Regions from separate parts of the Homo sapiens genome. Here all the other regions are linked to region 3. Evidence: chromatin contacts called from ENCODE Hi-C or POLR2A ChIA-PET data. All regions are on one chromosome and are shown on one strand. The core of a region is the stretch at or near the end of the contact, and the rest is flanking DNA. Distances in the headings are between cores, read along the strand shown.

Region 1 (3,479 bases), core at 127-2,626, 140 kb before region 3:
TCTTTACTTCCTAATATTTAAAAAATCTGTAAAAGACACCCATTTTTTCCCAGTTAATAATGTAAAAAAGACTGCACTGACATGGTTAAATTCCCAGGACACTTAGTTCTTTAGGGATGGACTAAGTGAATGGTATCATTGCTTACAAAAGTGTCTGGAACTTGATGGAACTCGTGTTGAGAAATAAAATCATATTTTAAACTTTTATCTCTTAATTCCATTTTTTCATAAACTTTTTAAAGTCCTCTCATATGTGAGAAATGTTTCTAAATTACATCTTATAGTTAGTTATCATAGACATATGGAAAGGCTATTTATTTGATTCTATTAATCAGTATATTCATCATCACGCTAAACTTGAGGCTAAGGGTTAATGCTAAACTGGGCCTAAGGATAAGATAGTGGTAATGGTTCTGAAATGTATTATTACATAATGTATAATGTAACAATGTAATTTTCCTGACTTGGATAGGCATTTTGTAACTGTGTGAGAGAAACCCCTCATAAAAAATGCATAAAAAATGTACACTGAGGCCATTTGGGGGCGATGGAACATCATGACCTCAACTTATTCTCAAATGGTTAGGGTGAGGGGAAGCATTTTATTGTAGTGCAAGTGACAATTTTTATATACGCTTGAGATTTTCTAAAGTGCATTAAAAATAATATTTGAATGGGTACAACATGTCATTCTAGTAATGGATGCTCTAAATGCCCTGACTTCACCACTACACAAGCTATGTATGCACTTGCACCCTGATATGGTTTGGCTCTGTGTCCCCACCCAAATCTCATGCTGAATTGTAATCCTCAGTGTTGGGGGAGGGACCTGGTGGGAGGTGATTGTATCATGGGGGCACTTTCCTCCGTGCTGCTCTCAGGATAGTGAGTTCTCACGAGATCTGGTGGTTTGTAAGTGTGTAGCACTTCCCCTTTTGCTCTCTCTCTGTCTCCTGCCCCACCATACAAAGACTTGCTTCCTTCCCATTTGCATTCTACCATGATTGTAAGTTTCCTGAGGCCTCCCAGCCATGCTTCCTGTACTGCCTATGGAACTTTGAGGTGATTAAACGTATTTTCTTCATAAATTACCCAGTCTCAGGTAGCTCTTTTTAGCGGTGTGAAAACAGACTATTACATATCCCATAAAGCTATTAAAAATAACAAAATCCCTTGGCAACGCCTGCTGCTAAGAAAGTGAAGTCTTAAAGAGAGGACAGGAATAAGAGTGTTTAGCCAAGGGCTTTTGAGTGTGTGTTACTGTGAGGTCGGCCAATTCAGGCCTGGTGGGAGGTCTCCCGCTGACAGTACAGTCTCCTATGACTCAGCCTCAGCCAGCGAAGGCTCCAGAACAGTCGCGACGTCCTCGTGTGGAGCCTTCAGTCCCACAGACAGACTCCTTGCCTTGTTCCCATGGCTGCCTTTGGCTCCTCATATAATTTCTCCTCCCACTTGACTTTTCTGGAAGTTAGAATCCACAATCAGCTGCCAAGTAAGATGATTGTGGTCTCAGTAGAACTGCTTAACAAATAATGTAGACGTACTCTTCCAGGGAGAGGTCCGGACAAGCCCCTTTTTGAGCTCCTTCCCAATTCTGTGACTTCTGATAGAAGAATCAGGCACCGGGCACAGAGTGGCCTGGGTACTGAGTCCAGCCACCTGTTCCTACTCCCACCCTCTCTGCTGAGCCCGAGCCCGGAGGACCTCACAATTAAACCAGCTCAACTTTCCGGGCAGTTGATTTCAGGGAAATCTTTAAATAGCAGCAGCTGTTGCTTTCTGAAGGAAGTTTCTGGGAAAGTGTCTATTTAGTTCAATTAATATTTTGGAATTTTGCTTAAAAATACTCTATTTTCAGAAATATTGGACACTAATGTCATAAATCAGTTTAGTCACATATTAGGAATTATTATTAGTACTTTAATACATGTGGAGAAACGAAATGTACACATGGACAGTGGCCAGGGCAGACATAAAAACAGAGCTTGGACACACAGCCTGCAGCTGCTGCCCCGGAAGCCAGCTCCGGGTGGAGACACAAAGCCCAGCCTGGGCAGCCGTCTAATGCAGGTCAAACTTGCAGGAAGTCAGATTGCAAACAATAATTCTGGAACAATCGGCCCGATGGTCCAGACTAGATTAATAATTTCCCAAATTTTTGTCCCTACTTCCAACTCAGGAGCAAGAATAGAGAGCCAAACACGCTCCCTCACCGGTCACACGGCGTGCCTCATTCAGCCACAGCCTGCAGCATCCTCAGGCCAACAGCCACCTTCAGGGCGTGCCTGCAGGAGCCTCCCCTTGTCTTCATCATAAATCTCTCCCACTCCCCTGCCTGCCTTCCAGTACCTCTCAAGCTCTTGAGACGGCAGCTGATGCCCTCGCTACAGCAAGCTCCGAATGATAGGTTCTGCGTTTCTCGTCTGAGTGGTCTCCTTTTACTTCCACAATATTTAAATATACTTTGATTCACATTATTGCACCTGATTCTACACATCCCTGCAAGTAGGGTACAGCAGGCGTTTCTTGTGTTTTTGAAGGCTTGAAACTTCCAATTACTCAGCTAAAGCTACGGCGAAAGAGAAAAATGATCCAATGATACTTGCTGAAGAGGGAAAGCAGAATTTACTCAAGGGGCAGTGGCCACAGGTTCAGGGACTGCTGCTGTGGGTCTCGCAGTGGAGGGAGATGAGCTCAGCTCTGATGACAGCACAAGCACTTGGAATTTGTAGCTAAGGAGTAGGGTGGGGTCAGTGGATGGAAAATGAGTAAGCGGAAATCTCAGGGCCATGGGGGATTGTGGCCAAATCCACCTAGCAGGATTCCTGGGGAAGGCAGGCAGGATGCTTGGATGTCACCTGGCGACCATGGAGGCTGAGAAGCCCACTCAGACATCGAGGGTGACTGAGAAGGGAAGATGACCCTGCATATTGTAGGGAAAGGTCGGAAACAGTCACCACGGGGCAAGCCCATCAAAATTCAGTGGCCCTCGCTGAGATTTTACACATTTCAAAGCCTTTATTTTCAGATTCAGATATCATAAAATCAGGCAAATAAAAATCTTTTTCCAATTTTTGTCCTTCATGATGATCCTATTCTGAAACAGATCTCAGAGGGTCTACGAGGTCAAAATTGATTTTGCAATAATATTGAGATTTCATTTATGTTAACATGCAATGTGTTTATTATTGCTGCTTTCCAGTGAAACAATACATATTTTTTTAAAAGTTCTCAACCTCAGTGTTGAATGTAATAAATATGGCTATGACCTACATAAACAGAAGCTGAGGTCTTTGTTAAGTTCTAAGAGTGTTAAAGGTGCCCAGAGATCAAAAAGGTAAAACCACCATTTGAGGACAAAACTACCTTTCTCCTTACCAAAACCACAGGCAGGCCTGGATGCGTCTCCCTGCTGTTGCTGCTACGAGTGTGTTCACCTATATTTCAGAATAGAAACCTGGGGGCTAGGGTGGTGCTGA
Region 2 (3,147 bases), core at 284-2,783, 250 kb before region 3:
TTGATGGCGACATGTTTTTATCAATACAGCATATGACACTTCTTAAAGCTTTGCTCTTAGGGATGGAACAGAATTTTATTTAAGCCTATTTTGGTGAACTTTGCATGCATTTCAACACTTTTCAACATCTGTCTTTCATTACCAGAGGTACCAGTATCCAAACAGCAAAGTATTTTGAATGCCTTGAAAGTCAGCTCCTGCTCCTCAGTCCTCCTGTCTTAAATCATAATTTCACTGTGACATCAGGTTCATTTTTAAGGAACATTTTTATTTCATGGACAGGCAGGCAGCCATTCACTCTAATATGCAGATTCTGTTTTCATAAAGATGTTCCAAGTAAGAAAAATAGCTAAAAGTGGAATGCAAGCCAAATTCATATTAAATAAAATGTTTTCTGACCTCATTTAAAATGTAGCAAGAGAATATGTACATGTGAATGAAAAAAATTAAACATTTTACTTTTTCAAGTCACTTACGTGGCATTTTATTTACAAGTTGTTGTCATCCTGTATGGGGGCCAATACACCCCACTTAAAAACTGAAATCCTTCTTCCTAATTATGGTACACTTCAATTTCTATATTTAACACCTTTTAAATAACTGTTGATCTTAACGCTATATATTGGCCACCCCCACCCCCACCCCACCCCCCGAAGAAACACCCTGGGAATAAGATTTTAGTATTTTGAGCTACAGGGAGACATCGTTTTTAGAAACTCTCCTGCCTCCTCGGCCCTGCTGGCCGGCTTGTGGGCGATGAAAACAAACTTTAATCACTTCCAGAGATTCGGGTCAGGGTTCACACGCTCCAGCCTGGGAACCACCAGCCGGAAGGGAGAAGCAGTGCCTGCAGGACTAAAGGTTCTGTTCAGAACGAGGGAGGGACCTGAGAACGAAATCTAGAATTTTAACAAGCCTTGAAGAGTGCCAGGACTTAGACCCTGTGTCTGCCGTCCTCTCGGCTCGGATAGGTGGGGAATTTTCTCGAGGGGAAAGTAGTAGATCGTTTCACAGCGCAGCCCTCAGCTACAGATGCGTGCCTCTTTAAAAATACAGAGCAACCGGTCAATTAACCTGGGAGGCGAAACTCACGCAACGCCACCGGCAAGAACTGTCCACACAAAGCCAGCGGAGTGAGCCGCACCGCGTCGGAACGCGGTTTCCGATGCGGCTGCTGCCAGGGAGCGGGGCCGGCCCCCCACGCGGAGGGGCAACTTAGCGTTCGGGCGGCGCAGAAGCCCCGTCTCCTCGCTGCGGTGCACTCTCCTTCCCGGGGACCCCCGCCGCCCGCGCCGCCCCTCCCCCCGACCCCGCTCCCCGGCCCCCTCCCCCTGCCCCGCACACAATGGCGCCCCCCGAGCTCCCGCCACGGTCCTGGCGCCGGCCGCGCCGCCGCTCCGCGCACAAAGGAGGGCGCACGGGTTTCCCGAGCGCGGCCGGCCTCAGGTGCTCCGCGCGCATCCCGGGCCGCAGCGGGCCGGACCGGGGGGCGCGGGCGGGGGCGCGGGCCGGGACTTACTTTCTCGATGGTCCCGGGGAGCAGGCGCTCCAGCAGCCTGCAGAGGACCACCCCATCCTTCAGCGACGCCTGCAGAAAGCCCTCCGGGTCCGAGATGGTTTTTTTGGGCGACTCCAGCACCCCCAGAGTGATGAGCCACGTAACGGTTTGCTCGGCGGAATTCATCGCTGCGGCCCGGGAGGCAGGCGGGGAGGGGCGCGCGCCTTCACCTCGGAGCGGCGGCCCGGCCCGCGGCCCCCGCCGCCGCCGCCGCCGCCTCGCCCATCGAGCGGCCGGCGCCGGCGATTGGCTCGGCGCGGCCCAGCAGGTCCGGCCCGGCCCGCTTCTCCGTGCGCCCCGGCCCGCTGTCAGGCGCCTTCTCAGGAGCGGCTCGGGAACCTGCGGGCGCCCGCCGCCGCCCCCCGGCCTCGGCCGCCGTCGCCCAATGACATCACCGCCAGGAGAAGAAAGACGCGGCCGTCCGCCCGGCCCGCGCCCGGCCCGCGCCGCCCCGCGCCCTGCGCAGCCTCCGCTCCAGGCCGTGCGCGGGGCGGCGGCGGCGGCTGGGAGCGGGCGGGGAAGGGAAAGGGGAAGGGGAGCGGGGAGCGGATGGGGAGGGAGCCGGGGGTGGGGGCGGGCGCGCACCTGCGCTTACCTGCCCCGGGCCCGCCGTGCGCCCCGCGCCCCTGGCCGGGGCACTCGGAAGCCTTTGTTTATGTTTTGAATTCGTGAGCGTTGAAATGATGAAGTACTTCCCAGAATGCTCTTTTTATTTTTGCCGGTTTTATTTCAAGGTGGCGGGGACAGGCTGAAAACGAGACGTTTGTTTCGCTTTGCTACCTTGCAAGCCGGTCATGACGGAACAGAAATGATGGTTCCATCTGAAGCCATATGGGTCTGAATCGGGAGGAACCGACTCTCCGGAGCGCGGCGCCGACCTCACCGGCAGGGCAGGGGCCTGCGCGACTCTGCTCTAGACGGACGGTGACGCTTCAGACCCTGCCGGGGGAAGGTCAAGGAAACGGCGTGGCCTGAAGTGGGGCTGTGCAGAGGGCCGGGCCGGGCCGGGCCGGGCGCCTGGCTGCGTCTCGGGGACGCCGAAGATCTGGGCTGTGAAAGCAGCAGGCCGAACCTGGAGAGCCCAGACGGCAAGTGTCGCGTCATGCGCGAGCTTCCTCGAACAACTGATGACACGCACACATTGACATGCGAGGAAGAAATGGAGCCTCTTCTTAAAAGGACACGAGTCTCCACTCACTCCATCCACTGTCCCTGGGCGCTCCCCCAGTTTGCTCGCTATGACCCGCGGGCAGTTTAACAAGCAAAGCACTTAGTCTATGCCAGGCACATACATTAATCCATTCAATGACAAAGGCTAGAAAGCATATAAAGCTTCCAAAAATAATCAGAGGCTTAAGTCGTCTCCCCCTGCCTTCTGCCGGTGGATTTCTCTTGCAATCACTAATTGCTTTTATTTCTAGCCTTGAGTTAAGTGGTTAAAATTTTCTTTGCAAATACAAAAAATATTCAAATGGCAGTATGAATTCTGGATTACGAGGACAATGTGCTCAGTGATAACAGCGACTGGTTAGGAACCGTCACAAAGTGCTGTCTACTGCCTCGCCTCCCATCATGGTCCCCTTTTACTG
Region 3 (3,300 bases), core at 797-3,296:
GCTCCCCTGGAGCCTCTGCATCCAAGCTCACGCACATGGCTGGTGACTGGACCCAGTTCCCCCCGGGTCGCTGAACTAAGGGCCTGAGTTCTTTGATGGTTGTTGGCCTAAGGCCACCCCAGCTCCGTGCAGGGGAGGGCAGGGGCCTCTCCACCAGGCACTCTGAGGAGTGCTCACCCCCCGCAGGGAGAGGCGGGAGGGACGGGGAAGGGCAGAGGACACATCAGGTTTTTCATCTTACTGCGTTTTTTTTAAAACAGGAAGATCTGAAGCCAACTACATTCAGCAAGTTTTCTTAAGAACAAAGTAAGAAAGATAAACCAGAACAGCCCTGCTTGGCTTATCCCGGCCTCGCCTTAACCCTCCCTTCCCTGCCGTCTTTCTGTGGCTCCCCTCTGCCAGGTGCCCCCTGAACTTTAAGATTCCAGGATGGTTTGAGAACAACTTCGATGTTTCTGTTTTCCCATTTATGAAGGCTACTGTGCTCTCACCAGTGAATTTAATTACAAGATTTTTAGAAGCAGCTAAAAAAATTGCAACTCAGATGCATCAGTGAATCAGTCCTATTCCCTGTCTGCTAAAGGATGTCTTTTCGTTACCATCATCTGCCGCAGGGCTTTTCTGACAGTTCATATAATTCAAGATAATTGAAGCCAATTTTGCAAGCAAAACGACAGGAACCACTACATGAAATAGCACATCAAGTCTCTGATTCACAACAATGGCACTATTTCCTCAATGGTTTTAAAATTCTCTTGGCTAGGCGTAGTGGCTCACGCCTGTAATCCCAGCACTTTGGGAGGCCGGGGCGGGCAGGTTGTTTGAGCTCAGGGGTTCAAGACCAGCCTGGGCAACAACGTGAGACCCTGTCTCTACAAAAAATACAAAAATTAGCTGGGCTTGGTGGCGCATGCCTGTAGTCCCAGCTACTTGGGAGACTGAGGTGTATCAATTGAGAAAAATGACAAGACAAGTCTCAATCATTTTAGGAGGTTTACTCGCCAAAGTTAAGGACGAACACTCGGGAGACAGTCTGTACCTTTCTCCGAAGATGATTTTGAGGGCTCCAAATTTAAAGGGGAAAGGGTGAGATAATGACAAGTACACAATTTTCATCTAAGAGGCGGGTAGAGAAAAATAGTCATGCGTTTGGCTCATTGAATCTGCATTATTTTTACACAAGATGACTTAGACAAAGGGGGCAGGGGAACAATCAGGTTTGCATTTGTGTCTGGCGGGCAGGGGTTGACTGCACCTGTAAAGATGAGCTATCGATTTGCATTGCTGTGGTGAAATCTTAACAGAAACACCTTACAGTAAAGATTGCGGAGCTCACTAGGAATTTCCTTGTGGACAAAATATAGGGGAGGTGTGCAGTTTTTCATCTTGCAGCATCTTATTTAGGGACCAAAAGGGGAGGCAGGTTTGCATGACCCAGTTCCCAGCTTGACTTTTCCCTTTGGCTTGAGTTTGGGGGCCCAAGATTTATTTTCCCTTCACAGGTGGGACGATGGGTTGCAGGGAGGATGGGAGCCTGGGAGGCAGGGTTGCAGGGAGCCAAGATCATGCCACTGCACTCCAGCCTAGGTGACAGAGTGAGATCCTGTCTCAAACAAAACAAAACAAAACAAAACCTCTCTCTGGAAGAGAAAGGAGGGACTGTGAAAACAACCGAGGGAACAGGCAGCTTTCATTACCAGCAGCATGGGATCCTCGCCCAAGGCCGAGAAAACACAGGAGTGAAATGACAGCTATAGAGGTACACTCCGCAGGCTGCATGAAAAGGACAAAAACAGTAATATACACACCAGTAAGGAACGGCATTGGCATGCTCCGCCTCCTGTGGGCAGCCTGGGGATGAGGTCATTTTCCAAAACAGGGAGCTGGTCAGCATTTTCCATGCCCAGGGCAAGTTCCCCTTGATGGACAGCACCTAATGACCAGCGCTGAGTCAGTCTAGGAGCAGAAAGACTGGAAACCCTGGAGTAGGGGCCACGTCAGCATGACTCACTCAAGCAACGGCAAATTCTCACAGCAACAACATGAAACGCCCTCCAGGGTGATGACTGTGGGAGCAAAACTGACCGGAACCTGGGCGGTGCATGCACTGTGCACCCTCCTGGTTAACAGCCCCACGGCCCGAGAGCTGTGCTTTACATGAATGTCTTCTGTTAAAGCAGCTCGTGTGGCTTCTGCACCCTGGTGGAGCCAACACACGTGCCTGTCACGGAGGTGAGGAGTGAGTGAGTTCTCACCAGCATTTGACGCTGACCTTCCGGAGACATGGCGTCCCTGAGAGCCTGCAGCCTGCCAGAGCAGAGAGCCACCCGCTGGCCGTTCTGTTGGAATTTCGGAGTTCCTGTCTTTCAGGCAACATCTGCCAAGCGCGGTTTGTGTAAGGAAACCCATTCTGTCGTGTCTGCCGGGGCCCAGGGCGGCTGCTGTGCGGGAACCAGCTTTTGTGGCCCATGGAGCAACGACTCAGTCTGGGGCTCGGCTACTCTCCGGCCCGGGGTACTGGCATTTCCCTGGGGCCCATGGGGCGAGTGCCCCTATTTTTCCCATGAGGCCTCAGCCAAGAGGAGGTTCGGGAAGAAAGGAAAACACAGGTGAGGAGAGAGAAGGGCGGGCAGAGAGGTACCACGCCATTAGTGCTGATGGGGAGAGGCGGCTCCAGCCCGGCACTGCTGTCCTTACGAGGCATGTTTCCTTTTTATTCGGAGGAAGAGAAGCAGAGGAACACGTCATGGAGACGGACCGAGTTGAAGGAGCCAGGGATGGTGACAAGCGGAAGGAAGTGTGTTTTGTCCCCATCCAGGGAAGCTTTTGTTTCATGAGACTTACTTGCGCACGTCTGGTAGCTGCCCTGGACATTCATGGACTTTCGTTTTCACTCAGATTTTGTGGTTCACGTGACACAAAGCATGAGGACATCACTGGGCGAGAGGGCCAGGTCACCCCACTGCCGAGGGGCACGCCCCAGCTGTGCACCGCTAGAGTGGGCTTGTCCAGTCCTCGGACACGGGGACAGGGTGTGCCCATCTCATGTAAGACATGAATAATAGTAGAAATTTCTGTTGCATGAGAACTCTCTGCATTATCCTCACCATTTTCCTGTAAGCGTAAAACGTCTAAAACTTTTTTATGAGCACACTAATTCCTCACTTAAGGTCGTCATTAGGTTCTTGGAAATGGCAACTTTAAACAAAAGGACAGACAGCAGGTCCTCAAATAACATTCTTTCCTTCAACATCATTTCATCCTAAGGAGAAAAAAATGGATTTTGTTACATATCCTGGT

The links. A loop is a pair of places that touch in the nucleus more often than their neighbours do. ChIA-PET counts read pairs that join two places held with the same protein, here RNA polymerase II (POLR2A). Pooled maps may share reads with other maps.
Region 1: a loop to region 3 is called in a map of cardiac septum, with 7 times the contacts of the local background. The contact joins the enhancer-like site here to the promoter of PRECSIT in region 3. A Hi-C loop is called at or near these places in 2 of 168 maps with a recorded cell type or tissue (aorta and cardiac septum) and 7 of 50 pooled maps.
Region 2: a map of chondrocyte shows a loop between it and region 3 (5-fold over the local background). The contact joins the promoter of ARHGEF7-AS2 here to the promoter of PRECSIT in region 3. A Hi-C loop is called at or near these places in 1 of 168 maps with a recorded cell type or tissue (chondrocyte) and 3 of 50 pooled maps. POLR2A ChIA-PET finds 5 or more read pairs at or near these places in 1 of 52 experiments (HEK293).

Annotation. Positions count from the first base shown.
Region 1 is chr13:111,004,813-111,008,291 of GRCh38, reverse strand. No RefSeq gene overlaps it. Among named protein-coding and RNA genes, the nearest start is that of LINC00431, 41 kb to the right of the region's middle. RefSeq lists a silencer at 850-979. Within about 2 kb of position 1,376, at least 27 of the 41 ENCODE cell types and tissues checked have a DNase peak (open chromatin) inside an H3K27ac peak, as active enhancers do.
Region 2 is chr13:111,114,064-111,117,210 of GRCh38, reverse strand. It overlaps ARHGEF7-AS2 (ARHGEF7 antisense RNA 2), which reads left to right and starts at 1,533. Exons shown (of 2, transcript NR_046667.1): 1 at 1,533-1,664; 2 at 2,293-3,147. ARHGEF7 (Rho guanine nucleotide exchange factor 7) reads right to left here and starts at 1,901. Exons shown (of 22, transcript NM_001354046.2): 1 at 1,520-1,901. The coding sequence starts at 1,684. RefSeq lists a silencer at 1,939-2,028.
Region 3 is chr13:110,869,054-110,872,353 of GRCh38, reverse strand. It overlaps PRECSIT (p53 regulated carcinoma associated Stat3 activating long intergenic non-protein coding transcript), which reads left to right and starts at 2,046. Exons shown (of 1, transcript NR_027701.1): 1 at 2,046-3,300. RefSeq lists enhancers at 1,746-2,945, 2,303-2,989.